Regions from separate parts of the Mus musculus genome. Here region 1 is linked to region 2. Evidence: chromatin loops called from intact Hi-C (ENCODE). Cell type or tissue: heart. All regions are shown on one strand. Each heading gives the region's core, and the rest is flanking DNA. Links, peaks and the distances in the headings are about the cores only. Region 1 overlaps Cubn (cubilin (intrinsic factor-cobalamin receptor)). Region 2 overlaps Trdmt1 (tRNA aspartic acid methyltransferase 1).

Region 1 (8,000 bases), core at 1-8,000, 140 kb after region 2:
AAGTTAGTAGAATTATATTCTGCATATATATAATGAGTGATACAAAATCATTTTATGCTTTTTCTTTTCATTATATAGACTAAACAATGTAAGTTTTTATCACCTAAGAATAATTTTAACTCTGTCTTTAGGAATTTTTTAAACATTTTATTTACTCATAGTATTCATTTATTTATATGTATAGTGTGTAGGTGTGCATACCATATATGCATGTGGAGGTCAGAGGTCAACTTGTAGCAGGCATCTCTCTGCTTCCATCTTGTTAGCTGTCAGCAAACCTTTAGCTGGTAAGTCACCTCTCTGCCAGGAAATCGGCCTCAGGTCATTAATTCTGACAAAACAAATTACATTGGCCTGTGAAAATTGAATTAAAATATGATTATGATTAATATTTAATGTACCGACCTTACTGACATTACTTATTATCACTCTTGATGTTGTTATTTAAAAAATAATAATTTCACTGTACTGGGTACTTTAAAATATTATCTCCTATGTCACTCTAATACTTCTGTGAAAGAAGCAACATTGTCTCTTTGTAGATAAAAATGGCTGAGAAGGGCACCTTCAAGACACTAAGTGACTAACTCAGACTCAGAAGTTCAGAGACCATGGGATTGGCCCAGAGGAACCTTTGGTGTCAGACCCCAAAGTCTGGGCTTTAAGTCGTGGCCTGCTGTCTGAAATCAGCAGTTTCTCTCACAAGTTTCACTGTGAAAAGGTGGCATCTCACTGTGGTCTGAAGAAGTCCTAAGCTTGCAGTAGCTAATTTTATAAATGAACTCCAATAAACATTTAAAAGAAATCTATAGAATCTTTCCCATGTAAGTTATGTTCTTGTTTCAAGAGCTCCACAAAAATTTACACCATTCATTCATTCATTCATTCACTCATTCACTCATTCTTTCTTCAGTCAAAGTAGCAATAAACTGAAGTCCTGCGGTGAGGTCTGAGCACATTGTCAGAGGTCTAGCACACAATAGCTCATGTTTGTTCGCCATTCTGCATGATGTCTGCCTTTCTTTCTGTTCATTGAGCACACTCATGCTTGCTAAGCCTGTGCCCTACCATGGAGCTTTGATACGGTCCTCTCCTCATCCATTTACATAAAGTTCTTCTGGAGTTACCACACGTAGTCAATGGAATTAATTCATCTGGGAAAAAAACACAGGGTTAGCTACTCTGTTACTCAGGCTCAGCTCCAGAAAGTAGCTTACAAGGAGGAGTGAGGTTATAATGCCAGGGGCAGGCTAGCTGTCTTCAGAGGAGATTGGATGGCTCAGCATAGGCACTGAGGGTGGGGTGGAGTGTGTGAGGACTTAGCTGATGTAGTTGTTCTGCTTCAGTTTCGAGAAACCCAGGCTGGCTGGCTTGCTGACTGCAACCCTGGATATATTACTAACAGAAAATGATCTTGGAATCATCTGTCCCTGTAACCACGGTCTCTGCTGCCATCTTTACATGGCCTTCCCAGTTCTGTGTGTCTGTCTCCAAATTTTCCCTCTTAGAGGATGTCTTGAACTTCATTCCAACTGTAAGGCAGCAGCCTCTGCTTGACTCTCCTTGAATTGATAACGTCTGTGGTTATATCAACACCATCAGCATGGTGCTGCTCGTTTTTGTGCATTTTTGGGTGTGGAGCAACCTTCCTGTGGAGAAAAGCTTGGGAACTGAGGGCAGAGTACACAGCAGAATCAGAGAGAACAGGGTGAGGCAGAGCCTCTGAGGCTCCCTGAGCCTCACCCTGGAAAAAGTTATCTTAGATAATGACATAGTTTTCAAATCTTCTATTTGAAGATTTGAAAACTTTCAAATAGAAATGTAAATGTTGGACTTGCGAATGCCTGAGGGCATGATCCCGTTATCTTTGCCTGTTAGTAGGGTTTTATGAAGCATCAGTAGTCTTAGGTACAACCTCTTACTTTGAAAGATATTTCTCCTATTTTATTAATTTTATTTCCTTTGAAGATATCTTATACTACACTTTGTTTAGAAATCTTTAATAATTTCAAAACACCCTGAGAGACAGAGGTGATAGATGATAGAGAGATAGAATGACTATAATTAATGAATTGACTTATCCTGGAGAACTGTAAGGGAAGAATTTCTACTGGGAAAACATTCTGAATCTAAGAAGAAATTCAAAATAGAAAAAGTAGATTCGAAGGAACTGGGTACAGTGCATCTCAGCGAAAGTGTTGAGACCGGATATGCTTCTCTGGGTTAAAATGAAAGATGTCTATCCTTTATGTATAGGAAATTAAATTTAATATAAAGTGTGGCCATCCTGATTTATCTCTTTTTATCTGGGGTGCTCAGGTGAAGAACTTTAATATTCATATCCAGGTCATCTCAGATAGTTAGAGGCTGTGGCTGCCTTAATCTTATACAGTCGTATGATAACTTGCATAGTCATTCCTATAATTTTATAGCTATAGGTACCACTGATTTTGCACTTCTGATATTTTTTTTTGTTCAAGTAACATACTTCATAATAAGGGTTTGTTTGTTTTGCATTTTGGCCTATACAATTAAAAACAGGCAATTTCACTCCATATGGCTATATAGAAATCAATTAAAATTTATTATCAGAAAGTGTGGAGTAGAGATAAAGTCCCCATGGAAGATGAAACTGTCTAATCCTTCATGATTTCTTAAGTCTTAAAAAAAAAAGTCACTCTTTTAACGTGGTACTAGACCCAGAGTCTGTTGCTGGTTTTCTCAATGATCTTTTCTATTTCTAACCGCATTCTTCTCTAACCATCATCTAATGTTCAAGGTGATAAATAAGAAGAGGTTAGTACAACATGCAGTACTTCTTGCTGTGTGATTCTAGAGCTGCTGCCTCCTTATGCCTGCCTGGGAGCTTGTCTGCCTCAGTTATGAGCAAAAGAATGAGCTGTACTAGCATAAAGCCATTGTAATAACGTACCCAGAACAGGCGGCTTAAGACAGCAGGAATGTATTACTTTGCTCAAGAAGGCACTGATCGAAAGTCAAGACCATTGCATCAAGCAGAGCCCTGGGGAAGAATGAACCTTCCTGCCTCTCCCAACTCCTGTTGTGCACTGGAAAGTGCTGGGGTTTGTGCCTGATAGCAGCTGCAACCTCAACTTCTGCCTCTCTCTTTACCCAGGAGCCTTTCCTCGGTGTCAGGCTCACATTCTCTCTTCTCAGGAGAGATTTCAGTCTCATGCTAACCCAGTAGCTGTTCCTTGACCTGATAATGTTGCAGAGACCTGCCTGTCACATTTTCAGGTTCCTGGCAGACATGACATTGGGAAATGACTCCACTCATTCCAGAGTGTTCTGTACTGTGACTTTGAACAACTCTTTTTCACTCTGGCTTTGTTCGGTTTTCTTGTTCCTGTCTTCTTGTTTCCTCCTTTTCCTTAGGAGAATGTCACATTTCTTGCCTTTGAAGCCAAGGCAAAGACAAAGTCTCCCAAATTTGTCAGGACTGACTTGAACTTCAGAATTTGCAGATTGATTTTCTAGGGAATACTTGCGGGCTAGCATTTTTCTGTGAGAACAAGGACATGAGCTTCAATGATCATGGAATGAGGTAAAACAAGAAGACCAGAAAATAGGTTAGCTGGCCGTGACTTGGAGTTTCCCTCACTTCCCAGCTTTTCAGCCCTCGTTCCCATCAAACCTACCCTGCCAAGAGCAGAGCTCCACTCCCAGACCTCCCCAGCCCTTTCCAGCTCTGCTTTTCCTTCCTTGCTGGCTGTTGCTTGCCTACTTCTAAGGATAACGTAAAGATCTGTTCATGAAAGGGCTCTTCTAATGTTGTTTCTGTTCTGACACACCCACGAGTTTTAAAATTCCTACAGAAAATAAAATCAGGCTCCTCTGTGTATCCTCTGCCTTCAGGATTTTGTGCTTGTGTGTTTTAAATAAAAACAAGTTTCAATAACACAAAACAGAGAGGAAATAGACAACTGTAGGCACAGGCACTAAGAAGCCTTTTTATGTGATAGAAGAAAACTGGCCTAACCAATGAGCTCATTGTAAGATATTACGGAACAAAGGGTATGAGTTTTCAGTTCATAGAAAGACTATTATAATATAAATCAATATTCAGTTGAGTATGTGAGCCTCCCCATTTTGTTGTATTTAACATTTGTTTTTATTGTAGTTACTGATTTTACTGTATGTTGGCTCTTGGGCTTTGAACAATGACTCCTGGAAGCAGAGAGCAGGATGTGAGGATACCCTGGAAGCTGGCTTTGTAGCTCCTTTCCTCCAGTATTAGTGGATCTTAGCCTTATTTATTCCACACAGGCACCTCTCCTGAAAAATCACCTTTCAGATTACAGTGTTAGGAAAACAGAAAAAAAAAAAAAAATGAAGAGCTGACACCTTGAGTGACCTCGGGGCACAGGAGGATAAACTGAACCACCTTGCCCCTGATTATAATTGTCTTAAAGAAAGAACTCACAGAAGACCTGTGCTATAGTTCTGTGCTGCGATTTAAAAATTCATAGCTTGTTTTAGACAAAACAAAACCAGTATTAGCTGAGTTCTTACTTGAGCAAAATTTTAAATTATCTATCTCAATAAACAGACTAAGCAACGGCTTTCAACTCTTTCTTGTTCAGAGCACTGTAGAGCAGTGTGCTTCCTGCTGATAAGGGAAACACTTCCTTTCAGCTGATGACGAGGATTTGGAGGGAAATAAAACCAAATAGATTATCAGTCCTGGGAAAGGTTTTATAAAGATCAACTGCTTAAAACTGGGAAAACATGTGAGTCACTTCAAAGCACTACTGTAGTCCAGTTTGGCTACACTAGACACCAACACACTAGACAGTGTCAGATTTGCCTCAAAGTCGATACAAAGATTTTGCTCTGCTTCCTTTACCCAGGTTGCTGGGGTAATTCTGTGTTTAGACAGTGAACAGAGCAGCTGAGAGGATAAGACACCGTCAGGCAGGTACAGCCACCAAGTTTGATAGAGACAGCACAGAACTAGAAATGAAGAGGGGCTAGGCTGTATCTGACTAACTGGATTTTCTCTAGAGGAATTCACTAAGAGACTTGGGCTCACAGATCATCTCTAAAGTGAGCCCCATACCTTCATGCCTAACTCGTGTTGTTAGGAATTTCAAGCAATATACTGTGCTTATTAAAAGCATTTGAGAACTAAACTGCCGTATACATGGAACTGTTTTTAAAAGCTTACAACTTAATGAATAATTTTGTATCTTTTTTTTTTCTATTGCTAGCTAAATTTTTAGCCAATAATTCTACTCCTAGCTCCAAGGTTTATTTGTGTGTGTGTGTGTGTGTGTGTGTGTGTGTGTGTGTGTGTGTGTGTGTGTATGTGTAGTGTAGTGTACTTTTATATCTAGATAAACTTTTGCTAAGAGACAGTACATAGTACAAGCAGAGCAATTATCCCATCATTCCCAAAAATCTTATTTTGACTCTTTTATTAACCTATATAACAACTCTGAGCACTGGAGTTTGGAACCTGATATTATCACCCCAGAGTACAGTAACAGGTTGGGGTGTTAGCTTCCTGTTATGTGCAAAGGAATTTACAAGGAAACCTAAAAACATTAGGAGACACAATGGGGAAAAAGTGATACAGAGCCTTAGATGAGTCAACTATGATTTTGGATTCAATTAGCTGATAGGCTGAACCTAAATAAATACGCAGAGATGTGTTACCCAAGCTCCTTCCCTCCTTCTCTCTAAGGGCTTTCACATTTGGTTATCAAGCACTTTAGCATGTAAACAGAATGGCTTCACTTACTTGTAATTTAGAGGAAAGTTCCATGTTTGAACATAACACAGGTTCCTGGGCTGCCCAGGCTCAGGCAGTACCAGTTTCTGGAGTAAGTAGACTGTGAGTGGTGTCCCTAGAGCTCAGCAGAGGTTCCGAGGAATTGTACCAGCTACACTGCTTTTCGGCTTCAGGGATATTTTCAGTGTGGTTTTACAGTTGGAAAAGTGTTACCTAATCTTTGATGGCACTTATTGTTATATACCATTCTCCACAGTCTATAAATAATATTAGTATGTTTGCTTTTACATAGTGATTTTCAAAATGGCACACACACCACTCCCTCCTTGACATAAAAGGAGAAACACTATATGACATGGGAAAAGTCTGGAAACACAAGTTTCAGGACAAAGTAGGAGAGAAGCACGAGAAGAAGGTGGTAGCACTCAGAACTTTGAGCCAGAATCAAGGGCTTTGGCCTTCTTCTTCTCTCCCTTTTCCCCTCTTTCCCTCTCTCTCTCTCTCTCTCTCTCTCTCTCTCTCTCTCTCTCTCTCTCTCTCCCCCCCCACCTCTCTCTCTCTCTCTCTCCCCCACCTCTCTCTCCCCCTCTCCCCCTGCCTGCCTCCTTTTCCTCTCTCCCCTCCCTCCCAAGACAATCTCAGCTAGTACAGGCTGGGCTCTCAACCTTCCTATGTAACCAAGGATAACCTTGTCCTGATGATCATGACACTGTCTCCATTTCCCCTGCTAGGATTGCAGATGTGCATCACCATGCCTGGCTAGCATTGTGTTCTTTATAGATTGGAAATTCTCCTATTAGGTTCTATTAGGACCCCCACTCCCAGAATTCACTGTGTTCCTCTTAGGTCTAGATGTGTAGGAATAAGAACTCAGCATTATATAAATAATGTAATATTGTTTATCTAAAATGAATAAATTTAATAATGATTTCCCTCTCTTGCCCTCTCTGCTAGGGCTTAAAGCCTAGGTCTTATATATCATAAGCATGCGTTCTACAATTTACTTTATCTCATGACCCTCTTACTGCTTTATAATGGCAACATTAAACTTTTGCACAACATCTCTCCTATAGGAGCCATAGTTCTTTGCCACCTTTGGTGAGCAGAAGGTTTGAATACATTCTGGCTTCTATGGTCACTTTGTGCTAACAGATTGTTTTTACTTGACAGGCTGTGGTGGAGAGATGTCTGGAACCATGGGCTCCTTTAGCAGCCCTGGGTACCCTAACAGCTATCCTCATAACAAGGAGTGTATCTGGAACATTCGCGTGGCCCCAGGGAATAGCATTCAGCTCACCATCCATGACTTTGATGTGGAATATCATGCAAGCTGCAAGTATGACACCCTGGAGGTAGGAAGTCTGATTGTTCTCCAGTGTATCACAAAATCTTGGGTAGAACTAGAGAGATCCCCATCTTCTTTCCTGTGGCTAGTCCTGTTCTATGCTTAGGCATTCTAGCAAGTATCCTCCTCTATGAATGGATTGTGTTAGTAGAATAAGGGATTAATATAGCAGTTTGGTTTCTCTCCTAGTGGCTAGTAACAGTTCACTAGGAGGTAAGGCCAGGTAGCAGCAATTGGGTGTCAATATGAGCAAAGAACAGGGAAGGGTCCCCAGTGGGCAGGCTTGGTTCTGTCTCTTTTCCGGATGGATAGGAAGCTGAGCCATCAGTTCCCTCTCTTCTTTTCCTGTTGATAAAATCTGTGCTTGGGCTCTTTAACAGCCCACACTTCTCCTTCTGGTCCGAGGAATCTTCCTTAGAGAAAGCATTCTGCATTTGGGAGTCAGTGGAAGAGGGGCCCCAGCACACTGACTGCAAGTGCCACTGACCCCTTTACAGCAGCAAATGCTGCCTGGGCTGTGGGATGGTCAGGATGCTACAGCTATAGTTGCTGCAGAGGGCTGGTTTTGTTTTGTTATTTGCTTTTGTTGGTTTTGTTTTGTTATTTGTTGTTGTTATTCCTTAGTGTGGTCTTTATCTACAAAACCTTTTCAAGGCTACCTTAAGAGTTTATCTCACAAAATTAAGGTAGCCATTTTGAACTTTAGGCCTTAAAGTTTATTATAATCAACTTGGACCTATCAGCAAAATTAAATGGTTTCTAAACACACACAAGTTCCCCATCTGTTAGTGTTAGGGACTACTATTCCATATAACTCTACAGCTAGTGTGTGACACAGAGTAAGCACCTGACGCCTGTGAGCGAGCAAAAGCATTCAAACCCCTGACTGATACATGGTAA
Region 2 (8,984 bases), core at 513-8,512:
GTTTCTTGTGAAAATTGGCCTTCATTTTTTTTTCTTTTTTTTTTTTTTTTTTTTTGGTTTTTCGAGACAGGGTTTCTCTGTATATCCTGTCCTGGAACTCACTTTGTAGACCAGGCTGGCCTCGAACTCAGAAATCCACCTGCCTCTGCCTCCTGAGTGCTAGGATTAAAGGCATGCGCCACTACATCTGGCCCTTCACTTTCTTATTGTGAAATTTTTGCATAGAGTCCTCGTGAAGCCATAAGTTACATGCCATGAAGTGGCACTCAGGCCAAGTGTGTGCAGTTTGTATTGCTTAGCTATGTGAATTATGTATGGTTTCTGGATTAAACTTATTTGCTCAGAAATATGCATAACAAGTGTTTTCTCTAATTCTATAGCTTGTCTTTGTATTTCTTTAGCTGTTTCCATCAAGGTGTAGAAATTACAGGATTTTTCTCCCCGACATGAGAACATTTTTCAGTGTACTGTATGAAACCCTTTCATTCTCCAAATTTTTCTGGTTTTTGTTTTTTGTTTTTTGTTTTTCTAAATTTGTAGGTTTACTTTTCCATTTGAATCTACGATCCATTCAGAGTTACTGATTGTGTAGAGTCTGCCGAATGAGTTCCAACCCCTTTTCCTCTCAAGGGAACGTAAAGTTGATTATTCACTAAGACAGTATTCTCCTACTCAGTTTCCTTGGAATGTTACAAGAAATAGATCGCGTATTCATGGGTGTATTTCTGGGCTCTTTTCTCAGTGGTATACAAAAGTCAGTTCTCACATCAACAATATGTCTCTTTGATAGTTAGAGGTTTTTTTTTGTTTGTTTGGTTTTGATTTTGGTTTGGTTTTTCGAGACAGGGCTTCTCTGTATATCCCTGGCTGTCCTGGAACTCACTTTGTAGACCAGGCTGGCCTCGAAATCAGAAATCCTCCTGCCTCTGCCTCCCGAGTGCTGGGATTAAAGGAGTGCGCCACCACGCCCGGCCTGATAGTTAGAGTTTTTAATACATACTGAATTCAGACACTATAAATTCCCTGTTGGATTATCACCATACGTACATAGGTCCCTCTGCTTGGTACCAAGTGATCCTGACCTTGTGAAAAGTGTGAAATTGCATCTTCTCAGCAATTGTGCTTTCCCTGGCACTTGCTTATCGCTCCATCTTTTGATATTTTGACTGCTGTGTGCACAGACTGATTCCCAGAGACCCTGTGGGACAGCTGTGCAGATAGGTAGCCTCCTTCATCCCATGACACACTCCAGTCCCCTTATCTCCTTCCCGGAACGACTGTTTCCTCTGCACTTATGAAGTTTCCTTGGTCCTATTTGGGAGTTCCCTCCCTTCACTGCCGTCTAATTATGATTACTTAGCAGAAAGCTGTGGCGGTCATACGGTTGCACTTTAATTTTTCAGTCTCTTCCCAGCAATGGTGGTCTGCACTAACTGAAGTCTACTATAGTAGGAGGAGGAAAAGTAGCTATTACTTTTACTTGTATTTAATATAGCTTTTAAGGATTTCTGGGGTTGTCTTGTTTTGTTTTGTTTTTGTATGAAGGTTCGTCCTTAGAACTTGTACTCAAATATAGAAAGATGCAAATTTTAAATTGAGATATACTTTATATACTATATAACCTACCTTAAAGTTCCATATAGCCTACCTTTAAAACATATATTTTGTGGATTTTAGTATTTTTACAAAGTTGTCTGTGTATCAACATTTTCTGATTCCAGAATATTTCCAATGCTAAAATGTAATAGCAGACTGTTAACAGCCACTCCCCATTCCTATTCACTTCTAGCTTAACAACCATGACCTACTTTTTGTCTGTATGGATTTGACTGCTCTGGAAACTTGACATGAACAATCAGATGTGAGCTTTTTCTACCATCTTCATTTAGCATACTTTTCCCAAGGTTTGCTCACACTGCAGTGTTACTCAGGACTTGGTTTCCTTTTACCCCTAAGTATAATTTAATTACATGAACACGTCACAGTTACGTATGCTCCCTTCTCCCATCAAGCCCCCCCCCCCAAAAAAAAAAAACCAAACCCTGAGTGTCAGAGAGATTGCTCAGCAGTTAAGCCTTCACACTCTCCTTCCAGAGGATGCGACATCAGCTCTCAGGATCACAATTGCGTGTAACTCCAGCTCCAGATGTCCTGACACACCTTATGGACTCTGCAGCCTCGGCACCCATGAGCACCTACCCCCAACAAACATACATGTACAGAATTAAAAAGAAAAACAAAATATTTAAAACTATTAGTTGAAAAAACTTGGAACCTGTATAAAATGTCCGACCCTGTGATTCAGTGTGTAGAAGTGGCCGGCAGTGCTTATAACTGAAGAACACTTATCACTGAGAGCACATGTCACCCACCATGCACATTATAGGGAGGAGCCATGTCATTTTTTAAAAATACTTTTATCCTTTGAGAATCTCATATACTGTGAGTATATTCACCCCTCCCCTAATTCCTCCTGCATTGACTTCCTTCCACAGTAGCCCAGCTGTGTGTCCTAGTTAAAGAAACACCTCATCAAGTATAATTTGTGCCTCCTTTGTACTCTTGGATAGGTGGCCCCTCACTGGATCAGGGTAAATCTATCAGGAGCCACATGCTTAAAGAAAACTAACCCACCCACTCCAAGCCATTAGTTACTAGTTACCAGTAGCCACTCAGTTTGGAGTGGCTCTTGGCGCCTAGCTCCCTCCATGCTAGGGTTTTGTCTGCCCTGAGCTTTGCAAGTCCTGTGTATGCTGTTACCACTGCTGTGAGTTTATATGTGCAACTATGGTTCATATGCACAGCTGCCCTGTTGTGTCTAGAAACATTGCTTCATTGTAGTCATCCATTGCCTGGCTCTCTCAACCTTTCTGCCACCTCCACTAAAGGAATCCATGGCCCCTGGGGGAGGGAGGGAGACGGAGACAGATATATGCAGGTTTCCAATTTAAGGCTGAGCACAGCACAGCACAGCACAGCACAGCACCGCACAGCACAGTCTCATTCTCTGCCCCATGACTGGTTATGGGTCTCTGTTAATCTCTGTCTACTGCAAAAAGCAGCTTCTCTGATGAGGCTCGAGAGACGCACTACTATGGGTAAACAACGCACCAAGAGTCAGTTAAGCAGAGTACTAGGTTCTCACCTAAGGCCAATGACCTCTCTCTAGCTACAAAACTGTGGCCTTGATTATAGTGCCAAGTGTGATAATAACTGCATTTCAGAAGCATCATGGCCAGTCAGTATAGCCTCCTCGTCGTGAAGGTATCAGTATGAATATGTTCACAGAAAGAATACCCAAACTACATAATTCTGGATTAATCCAGCTCCAAACTTAGGTATGTTTAGGTTCCAAAATTTCTGTAAAATAGCAAGTGGCATCCCTGAGTATTTTATTAAAATTTTTATTAAAATTTTAATTTAATGTAAATATTTTAAAGCACATCTAACCAGATACAACCCAAATCAACTAATTCTCGATATAGTATCCACTGACTGTTTTAGTTCCAACAATTCGGTATTCTTCTGCTCTACTCTTGAAGAGAAACGGTGAGGAACTCTGTGTGTTTGGGACGGTTGAGATCCCAGATGTGCACCAGGAGATGGCTGAGGACTCAAACTTTAATTATGTTCCTTGCTAGTTGTAATAGCTAATGGTAACCATGAAATTATTGGACACAGGGAAATGGCCGGGGAAGGCACCTCCAGCTCACTTAAACAAGGGTCAGTTTGTTAATGTGTGTGTTTGTAAGGACCATGGAAGAGTATCTTTTATATCTATTTATGGCATGTGATTTTTATATATTCACATATGATGCAGCAAAATGGTTAAACTGAGCAGACTGGCATATTCCTCCCCTACATTCCTACTTTGTGTGAGCCTGCTGGGCAGTTTCAGGTACAGTGTCCATCACCATGCTGTGTAATAGATTGCCTGGACTCACTCCTGGGCCTTACCTGAAGCTGGGTACTCTTCAACTACTGTTTTCAACCAGTTCATTCTGCCTCTATGAGTCTGACCTTTTCAGTTAACGTATACAGGTTAGGTCAGAAAGTATCAGCCAGGTTCTAAGGAGACCCTGAACGGATTTACCTTGAGTCAGGTGGAGGCTGTTTCCCTGCTTAGGGAGCAGTGGCGTGAGGCCAGGGTGAGTGGGAGGCCCAGGACTGGAAGTGTGCTATATACTGAGATATTGTGGGGAGGATTGTCCTTCAGTCTCTTCCCTCGGCTCTAGCAGGCAGTAGCAGGTGACTTCTGATAGGCAAAATTTCTGGATGGAGAAATGGGTTCATTTAGAATGAATGGACACTCTGAGACCGGGAAGATAGCTGTGCTAAGAGCATGATTGTCCAAGGCAGCAAGACCTTGACTGCAGCTCCCTTCAGACACGTTGATACAATTCTGGCTGTGTACCAGGGTGGCCTTGAAAAAGGCAGCTTTTCCCAGAAAGCCTGCCAGAGAAGTCTGTTATCATCTGCGGTTGAGCTGAAACATCACATATAGGTGGAACTCCTTAGTCAAAAAGCTATAGATAAAATCAGAGTACTCAGTTCATTTATCTAGCTAACAAGAGGAAAATCACTAGTGACTAGTGTATAGATTTCACAAGCAGACACTTCACTGAGCTTGTTCATTGTTGAATACGACAATGACTGCCATGTAAATGGTACAATTGCTGAATGAAGGAACATATTGTACTTATAAAGTGAACAGATGATGAAGGAAAATGTGGATAAAGGATGAAAGGGACTCAGCTGACACTGATAAATGACTTCAGACAAGAGATTAGCATGCCACCTGGTATAGTCCTCAGGGGACATCAAATTGCTGTAGATATAGTGTATAAAATACTTTCACAGGGAAGGATGGGATAGAAGTAGCCAGCTGGAAGTTTCCATTGTTTGTCAGTTCTATGCTACAAGATAGGAAAACCATTGTCTTGTAAGTACAGGCTTCATAGCTATAAATAAAACGTGAGCAAATTGATCAGAAGCATATCTGAAGGATGCTTGTAATGTGACTAAAGTGGCCTTCCTTTCAGAAATGCACTAGTATTACAAGTAAAGATTTTATTGCTATTATTTAATGAACCTGTTTTGGAAAGAGGAACACTACATCTGAAAGCATTCATAAAATTTGGTGTCTTTTTCTGAACACATTTCATTATCATTGCAGCAGGATCCATCTGTCCTTTTAAAGATTTATTTATTATTTATATGAGTACATTGCAGCTGTCTTCAGACACACACCAGAAGAGGGCATCGGATCCCATTAGAGATGACTGTGAGCCACCATGTGGTTGCTGGGAATTGAATTCAGGACCTCTGGAAGAGCAGTCAGTGCTGTTAACTGTTGAGCCATCTCTACAGCCCCCTCTGCCCCCACCCCCCTTTTTTTTTTTTTTTTTTTTTTTTTTTTTTTTTTTTTTGGTTTTTCAAGACAGGGTTTCTCTGTGTAGCCCTGGCTGTGCTGAAACTCACTCTGTAGACCAGGCTGCTCTCGAACTCAGAAATCTGCCTGCCTCTGCCTCCTGAGTGCTGGGATTAAAGGCGTGTGCCACCACTGCCTGACTTTTTCTGAACATTTTAATCTCTTGTAATAAAATTAGAAAAAATGAGTACTTCCTCAAGATCCATGTTATTTTCTGCCCTTGTGTATGTCACTAACTTAACAGAGACAGCTGACTCATTCCCAGGTCAACTCACTCTTCAGAAATTTCCTGCTTTACCAATTTACACAAACTTGTTAGAGATTTGTCATAAAAATTATAGAGGTTGCTATGCTGGTCTATTCTTTCTACATTTCTGGCCAAGACTGCTTAAGGAGTATTGGCAAATCCCTGACATGTGTTCTCATTGTTTATCTTCTGATCTGTGTACACATATATGCGTTTTATATGCATGTGTAAAAGGAACAAGTTAGGTGTTATTTTAATTACTCCTGTGTATAATCATTTGAAGTTCCTTGTGCTAAGGACAAAACAATAAACTACTTGCTGGTATCTGAACATGAGGCCTTTTGATTTGCTAGTAAATCAGCAGAGAGCACTAGACAAGAGTGCAGCTACTCATCACTACACACTCACTGAACAGAGAAGCATATTAATAGATGGGCACTTAAAGATCCCCAGACCTTTCCCAATATAGTTGATTACAAAATAAGTTCTACATGGTCGAGTCCAAAAACGACAGCATTACACCTGAGTCTTCACAGAGGAATTAGTGCTGTGGACGAAGTCACTGTGCCTCCGCACAGCCGCACAGCTTCTTCACAAAGTTGCTTTGGACGGAGGCTAGTGTAACTGAAGCTGCGTTGTAAAGCTGTGCTGTGGTATGGAAACTGTGATCTCTGATGGCTTTAGTTCTGTCTAGTCTTCTCTTCATTCTGTCTGTTTTTTCTTTCAAATGTTTCTTTCTTAGGGTATTTCACTGGAAGACTTTGACAAGCTATCTTTCAATATGATTTTAATGAGCCCTCCATGCCAGCCATTCACAAGGTATGTGTAATAAGTGTTTTTCTCTTTGGGAAGAGTATATGGGCTGAAAATACAGCTAAGTAAATTCTTGCCCAGCATGCGTTGAGGCCCTGGGTTTAAATTATGACACATATCTCACCCTCACCAAAAGGGAGATAAAAAGAGGAAAGAAAGGAGAAGGGAAAATCAAAGAACTTTAAAAGCTTAAGCTGCACTTTTTGTTTTTACAATTTTTTTATTAGATATTTTCTTCATTTACATTTCAAATGCTATCCCCAAAGCTCCCTATCCCCTCCCCCCACCCTGCTCCCCAACCCACCTACTCCTGCTTCCTGGCCCTGGCATTCCCTTGTACTGGGGCATAGAATCTTCCCAAGACCAAGGGCCTCTTCTCCCATTGATGGTTGACTAGGCCATCTTCTGCACTTTCAAAGCTTTAAAATGCTCTGTAAATATATCCCTTCATTTTAGATATTGATAATTCATCATCGAGCATAGGAATCCGCAGTTACAGTCAGAATAGCAAAATAATTTGATCAACAGTAAATACGTAATGCTATGTTATAGGTATATCTAAGGTACATTTATTTTCTTTCAGATTATGTTACTCACTTTAAATTTTTCACCTCTTGAATTCATAGCTAATTCTGATCAGTGAAACAGAATTCCCTTAAGAAATATTTTATATGTAAGTAATTTGTGAAAAATTTTAGCATACATTTACAATTTGTGTATTTCTCAAAATTAATATTATAATTCAGATTTTTCATAGTCACATTATAATTTCTCATTTCAAATTTAATATTTTTAACAAGAACTGTGTCTTAAATTAAACCTAGATCATTTTCACTATTTAATAGTATAAATTATTTTAAGAGGCTATAGTAATAGGGTCTTATTGTTATTATTATTTTGAAAGTGAGAAACTGAGGCATAGATAGGTTAACTTTCTCATGACTGTACAGTTAAACAATGTCAGAGCCATTATTTATTAATCATTTATATACTTTGTATTAATATGACTAACTGGAGTGTTATATGATAAATATTTTGATTCAAGAAAATATTCTTGTGTTACTTTTTAACATCTTTGAACTTCAGGAAGCTTATCTTTTTGAGGGTTTATTGTGCTTGTATGCCATGCAATGTGTTTGATGCTGTCATTGCTAATGTTCAGAGTTTACAGTTGAAAGGGATGACTCATAAATTAGTATTATATAAATTGTGACATTTGGTACTGTAAGAACTCTGGGAGTACCATGAGAACATAGAGGATAAAATGGCGTGCATCATGCCCAGAAAGGGAAGTTCTTCCAGAGGCATGATTAGAGCTGTGTCTGAACAGAGAGTAGGAGTTTTATCAGCGATGACAGATGGCATTCCATATGAGGGTGGGTTTGAGCATATGGGAGGGTGTGGCCTAGTGTGTATAAAATAGAATGCAGCCCGAGTATATATACTGTTTCAGTGGGCTCAGCATCTTCACTGTAAGCCTAGTTCCAGCTGTTGATGTGATGCCAGGCACTAACTGACTGGAGTTGTTATCTGAACTCTGAGTGGAAAGGGACAGAATATAAAAACTGATTTCTGAGGAATCAGTTTAAATCCAGTTTACTCCCCAGCTAATAAGCCTCAGACTCACTGGTAGATTTCGCCTTGGTGTCAGATATGGGGAAAGTGACAGCAGTGTTACCTAGCTTAGGAGCATGAAGCTACTAAGCATTAAGTTTAAAAACCTGATCCTCTGTTCCTGTTGTTCAGACCCAATCTAAGGGTTCCTTCCTACTTGAACCTTGACCACACTGTGAACCTTTGTACGACTTGTTTGCTAGCCCAGTGCCTCCTGTTTACATGTGCTGGCCCTAGCTGCAATTCCTGCTTGTAAAGTAAAACCCTGAGATCAAGGGTCTGTTTACACCCGACAGGATTATCTGGGCATTTCCCATTGCTTAGTGTGCTTGCATGGTGCTTATCACCGTTGTCATCTGCTCCAGATTGCTGCCCACCCAATCAGCTACTTTCCTGTCTTTTCTTTCTTATGGTGACGATCAACTAATTTAAATTCTCTTAACTGGCTAAGTCTTTTTGATATCATTACATACAATTTTTTATAAACTCTTGTGATTTCTTTGCTTTTTTAGAATTGGCCTACAGGGGGATATGACCGATCCAAGGACAACTAGCTTCTTGTATATTCTAGATATTCTCCCAAGGTAAACAGTAGATTCTTGTACACTTACCTTAGGTTTGCAGTTGAGGGTATGAAGAATGTAGTGTTTGTCATTTTGTAGACATTAGTGGTTATCACATGCACCTTTTTTTTTTTTTTACCACAACTAATAAAAATAACATGAAATGTTTCGCAGTTTCATGCTTGCCTCCATAGTGAGTGACAGAACTGTCAGTAGCCAGCTCAATTCTGTTGCCTTTGCTCGTTGGTAGTAGTCACTGCACATGTTCCCAGTGTTAGTGACCACGGCCCCGGAGGCTGAATGACTGCCCTTTGTG

What was found. Peaks named below come from ENCODE experiments on the same cell type or tissue, not always from the same donor. Only the 100,000 strongest peaks of a DNase experiment are listed, where the experiment ranks them.
Region 1: a loop joins it to region 2, with 2.1 times the contacts of the local background. A loop is called at or near these places in 1 of 42 quality-filtered maps.

The regions. Positions count from the first base shown.
Region 1 is chr2:13,387,946-13,395,945 of GRCm38, reverse strand. It overlaps Cubn (cubilin (intrinsic factor-cobalamin receptor)), which reads left to right. Exons shown (of 67, transcript NM_001081084.2): 29 at 6,926-7,107. Among named protein-coding and RNA genes, the nearest start is that of Cubn, 100 kb to the left of the region's middle. In heart, for the core only: no CTCF peak of the experiment used is centred there; a DNase peak (open chromatin) is centred at 4,685; H3K27ac peaks cover 3,829 bases.
Region 2 is chr2:13,523,131-13,532,114 of GRCm38, reverse strand. It overlaps Trdmt1 (tRNA aspartic acid methyltransferase 1), which reads left to right. Exons shown (of 11, transcript NM_010067.4): 3 at 6,421-6,497; 4 at 8,618-8,689. Among named protein-coding and RNA genes, the nearest start is that of Trdmt1, 17 kb to the left of the region's middle. In heart, for the core only: a CTCF peak has its summit at 5,248 (motif pointing right); no DNase peak of the experiment used is centred there; H3K27ac peaks cover 290 bases.